3 separate regions of the Homo sapiens genome follow, and regions 2 and 3 are each linked to region 1. The links are chromatin contacts, found by Hi-C or POLR2A ChIA-PET in ENCODE. All regions are on one chromosome and are shown on one strand. The core of a region is the stretch at or near the end of the contact, and the rest is flanking DNA. Distances in the headings are between cores, read along the strand shown.

Region 1 (2,809 bases), core at 100-2,599:
TTGCTGAGGTGGCTGGGGATGGAGAGAGGATGGTGGTGGTAGAAGAGATGGTAACAATGGTCAGGTCCTGGCTGTTCCAGAGGTGATGATGGTTGGATATGCAGTGAGGAAAAGACAGGAATGAACATTTATCTTTTCCCAAGTTGTCCTTGCTTTCTTCCTTTGAAGCCATAAAAAGGAAAAAAAGGGTGGATCTGGACTTGGGAGCTGGGCAGGAGTGAGGGAAGAGAAGCAGAGCAAGCAGGCACACCAGGCTGTGACTCTGCAGGCATCTCTCTGCCTAGACTTGTCTGTATGATGTGGAACGAACACGACCCATCTTTACTGCTAGCGACTGCAGCAGATAAGGCAAGGCCACTTTCACGCAGTTAGGTTAATAGGAGGCTGTACAAAGGGCTGTAGGAGGAAGTGGGCACAGGAGTTCTAAAATAATTGGAACGGCCAGGTGTGGTAGCTCACACCTGTAATCCTAGCACTTCAGGGAATCCAAGACAGGAGGTTAGCTAAGACAGGAGGCTCGCTTAATGTCAAGACCAGCCTGGGCAACATAGGGAGACCCCGCCTCTACAAAAAATAGAAAAATTAACAGGATGTGTTGGTGCGGGCCAGTGGTCCCAGCTACTCCTGAGGCTGAGGTGGGAAGATCGCTTGAGTCTAGGAGTTTGAGGCTGCAGTGAGAAATGATGGCACTACTGCACTCCAGCCCGGGCGACAGACCAAGACTCAGTCTCTTAAAAAAAAAAAAAAAAAAAAGAAAAGTGGGGGCAAAGTTATCCTTGGAAAATTTCTTAGTCCATTCATAGCAGCATATTAAAATTAGTACAGTAGCTTAATTTATATAAGAGAAAATACAATGTGTACAGTAATTAATGAACATGCAAAATATAATTGTATATTTCAACTCACTAAAAAGGCACAGAAAGAGTTGAATTTGCTAAAATTAAATGTGCTTATGAAACAGCTCTAGTACATGAATTAAGCTCCTAGATACAGATGCAGCGCCAAACGACGGGGAGGGAGATGGGGCACTCAAGGCGACACGCGGCTCTTGTTGCCGAGCGTTTCCTGGGCGTGGAGCTTCTATAGAATGTAAGCTTTTTTTTTTTAAGGTTCCAAAGCCTATATTTAGTGCTTTCATATACGTAATCTCAAAAAAAAAAAAAGAAAGAAATATCGGCATAAAATGTAAGCTTCCAGAGGGATACAAACGCAGCCCAGCGCGGACACCGCCAGCCCCAGCCACGCGGTTCGCATCAAGCGCACTCCCCTGGGGGCGGGGCCTGCGCGAGCTGGGCGTGTCGGGGGCGGGGCCTGCGCGCTTGCTTCCGGCGTGCCGCGAGAGGCGGGGCGTGTGGGGAGGCGCGGCCGCCACGCGACGCCTGGCTGGGCCCGCACCGGAGAGGCGTCTCGGTACCTGGCAGGCGGCCTGCTACTCGGAGCCCGCTGCGGGGCGGCGGCGGCGGGGACATGCACGTGTGAGATGCGGCAGCGGGCGGCGCGGACGCGAACAGCAGCGGCGGCGGCGGGCGCGGCCTCCTGGGCGCGGGGCGCGCGGTGCCTGAGGGCGGGCGCGCGGGCGCTGGGCAACTGCCGGCCGCGCCGCCTGCGCAGGCGCTGGTTCAGGACTCACACGCCGCGCTGAGGCCCGCGGGCCCGTCATGGAGGCGCCCACCGTGGAGACGCCCCCCGACCCCTCGCCCCCTTCGGCCCCGGCCCCTGCCCTGGTTCCGTTGCGCGCCCCGGATGTGGCGCGGCTGCGCGAGGAGCAGGAAAAGGTAACTAGCAGCCCCGCGCCGCTTCCGCCTCCGCCCGCCGGGCTGCCCCTGCCTGTGCTCTGGGCCGCCGCCCCGCGTGGCCTAGGCCCAGCTGCCCGGGCCCCCGGAGGGAACGGGGATAAACTTTTGTCACGTGCTTCTGTTGTCTTTGTCTGCAGCCCTTTGACTTCGCAGCGGAGTGAGGGGTGTGCAGCCCGTTCGCCTGCCCAGGAAAGGGGGCTTCTGAGCTGAAGGCGTGCGGCAGCGCGTGGGAATTTGGGGGCGGGGGCAGCACGCTGTCAACGGAAGCGTTCGCCTTAATATTTGTAGCTTGTAATGACCTAAACATTGCTTAAAATGTGTACTGTTTGTTGCTCTTTGATTGCACGGAAAAGTTTTACCGCGTTTGTCATGATAATGCTTCCTGTGCAATATTTGGTTATTTAATATTTGTCACAATATAATGCCATTTAAACATTAAAAAAAAAAGAGAGTCTCACTATGTTGCCCAGGCTAATCTCGAACTTCTGGCCTCAAGCGATCCTCCCCCTCCTACCCTTCCCCACCTCGCCTCCCAAAGTGTTGGGATTATAGGCCTGAGTCACCGCACCCGGCTCATTTTTACAAATTTTAATTTCATCGTATAATAAATGAGTTTTAAACTACTGGTGAAAAGGGTACAAAGTTTTGTGTTTCCTAGTGGGACTTTATATAAAGAAGTATTCCCAATTTAAGAAATAGTTTTATTGTTAAATCTGATTTTTCTGTGGATTCTGTGGTCTTTCAGATTGATTCTGTCCCCTCAAGTGTCTTGAAATTGTTACTTTGAAAAGCAGTATTTAATTTGCTTAAAATATTTTATGTCATGTTTGGAAGAGCATGGATTATAAAGGGTTAGGAAGTTGCTTCAACACTATAAGCAGTTTAAAAGTTCTTAACTTTTTAATTGAACATTCCTGTATAAGAACGACTGTTTACATAGATACAAAAATATACTCAGTTCTACTAGATGGGGGTTTTGATAGAACTTAAAAAACCCTCGTTTGCTTGGAAAC
Region 2 (2,809 bases), core at 112-2,611, 320 kb before region 1:
CTGATTCCTCCCTTGCTTTCACGCCCCCACCAACCTTTCATCACGACATGGTGGCCCTCCTTGCAACCCTCCCACCACCTGCTGCTCCAGCCCCCTTCCACCCACCTGCCAGCACCCAGCCACAGCCACAGCCCCCCGCTGGCCTCCCTGCATCCACGCCTGGCCTCACTGTAGCCCGGGTGACCTTTGTGAAACATGACTCGGGGTGCCTCTCCCGCTGAAAACCCACAAGCGACTTCCTGCTGCACGCAGAATGAGAGCCAGCCCCTGATCGGCATCATCAAGGCCCTTCCAGATCAGACCCCAGCCCACCCCTGCCATCGTGGTCCACCTTCCCGCTGCACCCTGTGCCTCTCTACACCCCCAAGCATGCGATTGTCCCCGTGCACATCTGTGCCTGCCATTCCTTCCTCTCGAGCTTTCTCCTGACCCCTCAATCTGCAGGCAGCCTCCCTGCGTTCAGCTCTGCACACAGGGAAGGCCCCATCATCCTAGCTCTGCAGCCCCCACCCCAACCAGTCACTCTGTCACATTACTCTGTCTGATATTTCCTTTTCCTTTTTTTTTGAGACAGGGTCTCGCTCTGTCACCCAGGCTGGAGTGCAGTGGTGTGATCATAGCTCACTTCAGCCTCAACCTCCCTGACTTAAGCGATCCTCGCACCTCAACCCCTCAAGTAGATGGGACCAGAGGTACATGCCACCATGCCTGGCTAATTTTTGTTTGCTTGTTTTTTTGAAGAGCTGGGGGTCTTGCTGTGTTGCCCAGGCTGGTCTCAAACTCCTGGCCTTAAGCAATCCTCCTGCCTCAGCCTCCCGAAGCGCTAGAATTACAAGCGCGAGCCACTGCATCCAGCAGTCTTATGTTTTGTGTACCACTTCTCAGTCCCCAGTGCAACCATATCTGCCTGTTTCATATCATTTTCTTCCACTGGAATGTGAGCTGCTCGGACGCTGGGACACTGCCCATGGTGTTCGCCGCCATAACCATTGTAAGCCCCCTGCAGGGGAGAACACTGCCTTGCATATAATAAGTGCTCAGTAAATATTTGTTTTCTGACCCAAAAAGAAAAAATGAGCCCAGGATGTGCCTCTAATAATGTTGAATAAGGGTTGGCACACAGCAACTGCAAGTGGTGCTGGTCAGTGACCCCTGTCTGGGCCAGATGAGCCCGTGTGGCTTGCCCAGGGCAGGGCAGCTGCACATCCTGAGTCCAACGTGCCACCCCCCCTTCCTTGTCGGTGGGCACCCCTGGTAGCAGGAGCCGCGGGTGAGAAGGCAGCCCTGTGCCACTGGGCCCTGGCACCCCAGCTATGCAGACCGAGGAGGTTATGCTCCATCAACAGCTGTGACGTGCAGCAAGTGTGGCCCGCGCTTCTCTGCCCCTTTCAGTTTCCCCCATGAAGCCCCAGGGTCTGGCGGGAGCAGCTATGGCTGGCGCTGCATAGCCTGGCCTGGAGAGGCTGAGCCCAGCAGGAAACCCGAGTCAGGAAACCCAAGTTCAAGGCCCAAGTTCCCCGAGACCTTCGGTTCCAACCACAGAGAACGTGAAGAAAGGGAGTGTGGTGTTTATTGCAGGCACATTTAATCTACACAAATTAAACTGTATCCTCTACCAAAAGAGAGGGAGGGAGGGGAGGAAAGAGAAAGGACGCTGTAGAGAGTGCTGCCAGTGGCTCTGTCCTGCCTGTAGAGTGCTGCCAGTGGAGGCTCGCCTTGCAGCGAATGTGAGACGGAAAGCATCCTCAGTTGCCCTGCTCTCCCAAAAAAGTGTGCGATTATAATGCTTTGTATAAAAAAACACAGGCCCCAAACAGGTGCTGTGCCACAGGGGCTTGTGCTGGCTCATGAGAGCTGATGTGTGCACCTCCTGCAGACGGCACATTCATGCCGGCACCCTGCAACCCTCATGGTGGGAACATTTACACAGCAATTTACACTATGCTACAAACCAGGGCTTGTTACACATGTACCAGCATCCCATCACTGCCCTAAATGCAAGCTGGCTGCTCTGTGTGCAGAACAGGCTGTGTTAAGTCATCTTTAGGGGGCTACCTAGCCCCATGGAAGATGGGGCTCCGTGGCCTGGGAGCTGGAGACAGAGCGCTTGCTGGCTAAGGCAGGGGAGATTGCAAACAGAGGATGTGTGTTTTCTCAGGGCATATGTTATACTTCAATTTAAAATGTTTGTAGAAGAACCATTTGGACTATTATGTGGGTGCTTAATAAATATCTGAAATCATTTGAGCATCTCTCCAGCAGTCTCATTTCTTAATGGTAATGCCAGGCCAGGCATGATGGCTCATGTCTGTAATCTCAGCACTTTGGGAGGCCGAGGCGGGTGGATCACTTGAGGTTAGGAGTTCAAGGCTAGCCTGGCCAACATGGTGAAACCCGGTCTCTACTAAAAATACAAAAACAAGCTGGGCGTGGTGGCAGGCACCTGTAATCCCAGCTACTCAAGAGGCTGAGGCAGGAGGATTGCTTGAACCCAGGAGGCGGAGGTTGCAGTGAGCTGAGATAGCACCATTGCACTCCAGCATGGGGGACAGATCGAGACTCTGTCTCAAAAAAAATAAAAATGGTAATGCCCAGGTTACCCTAAGTGGCTCTTGCTTGAAAAATCACAGATTTAAAGCAAGGAAACCCACATTCCTAAGAAATGCAGTATGTCACCAAACTCACAATTTTAACAGCTCCCTCCTTTCAAAATACGGGCTCTTCCGCTACCCCAGAACTCCAGGGACCAAGTGCTCTGCAGCCCTGTCACTAGGGCGTGGTTGCCACAGCCCTCCTGGTCCCGCCCTGT
Region 3 (2,809 bases), core at 220-2,719, 280 kb before region 1:
CTACAGCCCATCAGCCCTCCCCCCGCTGCTCCCCTCTCACCTGGTCCTGGCCCAGCAGGCCTGCCCCGGCCTGAGCCACCCCTCTCAGGGTGCCCAGGTGGAGTTCTATTTGGCAAGACAACCTGCATCTATGTGACAGGTAGGGACTGCGTTCCTCCTATGCGCTGCCCGTTCTCAGCACTCGGTATGCAGGGGTGAACCAGAAGAAAGTCCTGTCTGAACACGAGAAGAAATTACTGTCTAGCCCGTGGGGCTCACAGCCTGGGTGGGAGGCAAGCCACCAGCATGACTTGTTTATGAGCATTCCACAGAAGCCACAGCCTGGTAGGCAGCCCTGAATCCCACGAGCGGCCTCAGGAGAGGACTCTGGGTTGGGAGATGCTTTGCAAAATTACAAACACGGGTGACTGTGGAGGGAGATGGGGTGGAGACAGGGAACCGCTTTGGGTGGCCAGGGCAGCCTCCCTGAGGAGGTGACAGTTTGAGGTCTGATGGAGGTAGAAGCAAAGGCCTGAGGCTTTAAGGAACAGGAAGAAGCCCATTTGAGAGGACCTGTGGGGAGGAGGCCAGGGAGGGCCAGGAAGGCCTCCGGGCACTGAGGCCTGGGAATTTCCTTCTGAGCCGCACAGGAGGCTCAGGTGCGGTTGAGTCAGGGGTGACATAACTTGCTGCTAGTGTTGGACCTGGGTGACGGGCACCAGGGTCCCCTGGACTATTCTCTTTCCTTCAGTTTGAAATTTTCCACTATAAAAAGCTTAAAATAGGCCAGGTGCGGTGGCTCACTACTGAAATCCCAGCACTTTAGGAGGTCAAGGCGAGAGGATGGCTTGAGCTAAGGGGTTCGAGACCAGCCTGGGCAACATAGTGAGACCTCCGTCTGTACAAAAATACAAAAACTAGCCGGTCCTGGTGGGCTAATTCTCCTGGGGTCAGGATGATTTCTGTGCAGGCTGCAGTGAGCCGTGACCGCGCCATTGCACTCCAGCCTGGGCGACAGAGGGAGACACCGTCTCAAAAAAAAAAAAAGGTTATAAAGTGCTGCTGCATTTTCATATTACGATTATTGACCGCTGAGGGTGACTGTGCTGTGAGGCCCGCCGGAGGCACCAGAAGGCACAAGCCTCCCACTGCCCCTTTCCCCGCCAAGTCCCGCAGGTCTCGCAGTCGCGGGCGCCCCCACCCCACCCCTGCCCAAGGCCAGGGTCGCAGTCCCACCGGGTGACGGCAGTCGCGCTCCGCGTGGGGCAGCGGCGAGCGGAAAGGGAAGCCGGGCGGGGCCAGGGGGTCAAACACGGGCGACAGTCCCGCCCAGCCCCGGACCTGCAGCGCGCACAAGCTCGGGCGCCCTCCGAGCGCCGCGCCCAAGCCCCGCCCCTCCCGCTTCCCGGGCTCCGATTGGCCGAGCCACCGCGGGGGCGTGTCCGGCGGAGCTGGCCGGGACCCGGGCGGAGCGGGCGGGGACCCGGGCTACTGCGGTGTGGACTCGAGGGCTGGGCGCGGGGCCGGCGCAGAAGGTGAGTCCCCCCACCGTCCCCCGGCCGGGCTGCGGGTCGCGGGGCAGGCGCATGAGGCGAGTCTCCCATCACCACCCCCGGACAAGCGAGCTCTCTCCCGCCGCGCGGTCTTGGCGGCTCCTGGGCCGGCGGGGCGCAGTGCCGCTGACTCCAGCCCAAGAAGAGGCCTGGGAAGGGCGCTCCTGGGCGGCTTGCGGGGTGAACCTGCAGGGAGCCTGGGGAGAGCGGTCAGGGGTCAGAGCGTCCGAGGCGGAATCCCCGGGGAAACGCGCAGATGTAAGCTGGTGGAGGTAAGGGGGTCGCGGGCCACCCGGGACTGCAGGGGTCTCAGCGCACCCGGTCGCTGGTGGTGTTTCCGGGATCCTGGCCTCGTGTGGCCGCCGGGACCTCTCTTCTCAGCCCCAGTCTGCAGTCTGGAGGCCTGGATGGGACCACTGTCCCCCTGGGCAGGGGCGCGGCGGGGGGCGCTGGGGTCCCAGTTCCTCTGGAGCAGTTGAGTTTGTGATTCTTGGTGGGAGCTGCCAAGGGAAACAGGGTCGGGCACTGCTCCCATCTCAGAGAGGAAACTATTGAGCAGGCCCGCAGAGAGAGGCGGCCTGGAATCTCCCTCCTTTCTCGTTTCCCCAACACCTGGCGGGCCGTGTAGGGCAGAGGTGTGGTCAGCCTCTTTGCAGGTGGGAAAGCAGAGAGGTTCCGAGCCACGCTGAAACTTGATCTCTGCAGCCCAAGGGGAGCACTCCTTTGGAATTTGAACACCTCTGGTATCTCCTGGCCAGAGAGGGTCAGAGGCCAAGGAGGTGGGGAGGTAGTCCCCTAATGCGCTGGGATCGTCCCTCTGCACAGCGTCGTTCCCACTGGAGTCTGTTGTGAGCTGAGATGACTCTCTGACTTCGGCCTGCGTCCCTGCACACGTCAGCCCTCCGGGCTGCCAAAACACAGGCCAGGCAGCCCTGGGTGAACTAGGGGACCTGCCCAACCCAGCCCACCCCGAGGAAGGAAGGGGGATTGGCCAGTGTGGCCTGGAGGGTGGGACAGCCCAGCCAAGCTGACGGACCTGCTCGGGATGGGGTGGGCATCAGGCATTTGGAGCGCAGGCAACACCCGCTGGACTCTGACTTCTGGAGTTCTGATTTGGTCTCTGGTTGAGTGCAGCTTTCCACAGCTCATGGTTATTTTGGAGCCGAGCTTCCTGATCACTCAGCAGGGACCTTGGGCAGTGACTTTGATGTGGTGGAAGTACCTTCCCCAAGGGGGCTTTTGTGAGGATTAAGTGAAATAATGAACGTAATATGCTT

Evidence for each region. Hi-C counts contacts between places; a loop is a spot of excess contacts on that map. ChIA-PET counts read pairs that join two places held with the same protein, here RNA polymerase II (POLR2A). Pooled maps may share reads with other maps.
Region 2: a loop to region 1 is called in a pooled map, with 2.2 times the contacts of the local background. The contact joins the enhancer-like site here to the promoter of URI1 in region 1. A Hi-C loop is called at or near these places in 1 of 37 single-sample maps with no recorded cell type and 6 of 50 pooled maps. POLR2A ChIA-PET finds 5 or more read pairs at or near these places in 3 of 52 experiments (HEK293, HEK293T and activated T-cell).
Region 3: a loop to region 1 is called in a map of ascending aorta, with 9 times the contacts of the local background. The contact joins the promoter of PLEKHF1 here to the promoter of URI1 in region 1. A Hi-C loop is called at or near these places in 5 of 168 maps with a recorded cell type or tissue (B cell, CD8-positive, alpha-beta T cell, ascending aorta and 2 more), 12 of 37 single-sample maps with no recorded cell type and 22 of 50 pooled maps. POLR2A ChIA-PET finds 5 or more read pairs at or near these places in 10 of 52 experiments (CD4-positive, alpha-beta T cell, CD4-positive, alpha-beta memory T cell, HepG2 and 6 more).

Annotation. Positions count from the first base shown.
Region 1 is chr19:29,940,890-29,943,698 of GRCh38, forward strand. URI1 (URI1 prefoldin like chaperone) reads left to right here and starts at 1,350. Exons shown (of 11, transcript NM_003796.3): 1 at 1,350-1,775. The coding sequence starts at 1,659. RefSeq lists an enhancer at 1,096-1,185 and a silencer at 1,206-1,875.
Region 2 is chr19:29,620,955-29,623,763 of GRCh38, forward strand. No RefSeq gene overlaps it. Among named protein-coding and RNA genes, the nearest start is that of POP4, 16 kb to the left of the region's middle. RefSeq lists a silencer at 97-146 and an enhancer at 1,238-1,297. Within about 2 kb of position 1,362, at least 4 of the 41 ENCODE cell types and tissues checked have a DNase peak (open chromatin) inside an H3K27ac peak, as active enhancers do.
Region 3 is chr19:29,663,992-29,666,800 of GRCh38, forward strand. PLEKHF1 (pleckstrin homology and FYVE domain containing 1) reads left to right here and starts at 1,470. Exons shown (of 2, transcript NM_024310.5): 1 at 1,470-1,514. It overlaps LOC105372353 (a long non-coding RNA gene), which reads right to left and starts at 1,264. Exons shown (of 7, transcript XR_935896.3): 1 at 1,216-1,264; 2 at 41-216. RefSeq lists a silencer at 1,038-1,707 and enhancers at 1,229-1,782, 1,783-2,336, 1,788-1,907, 2,528-2,577.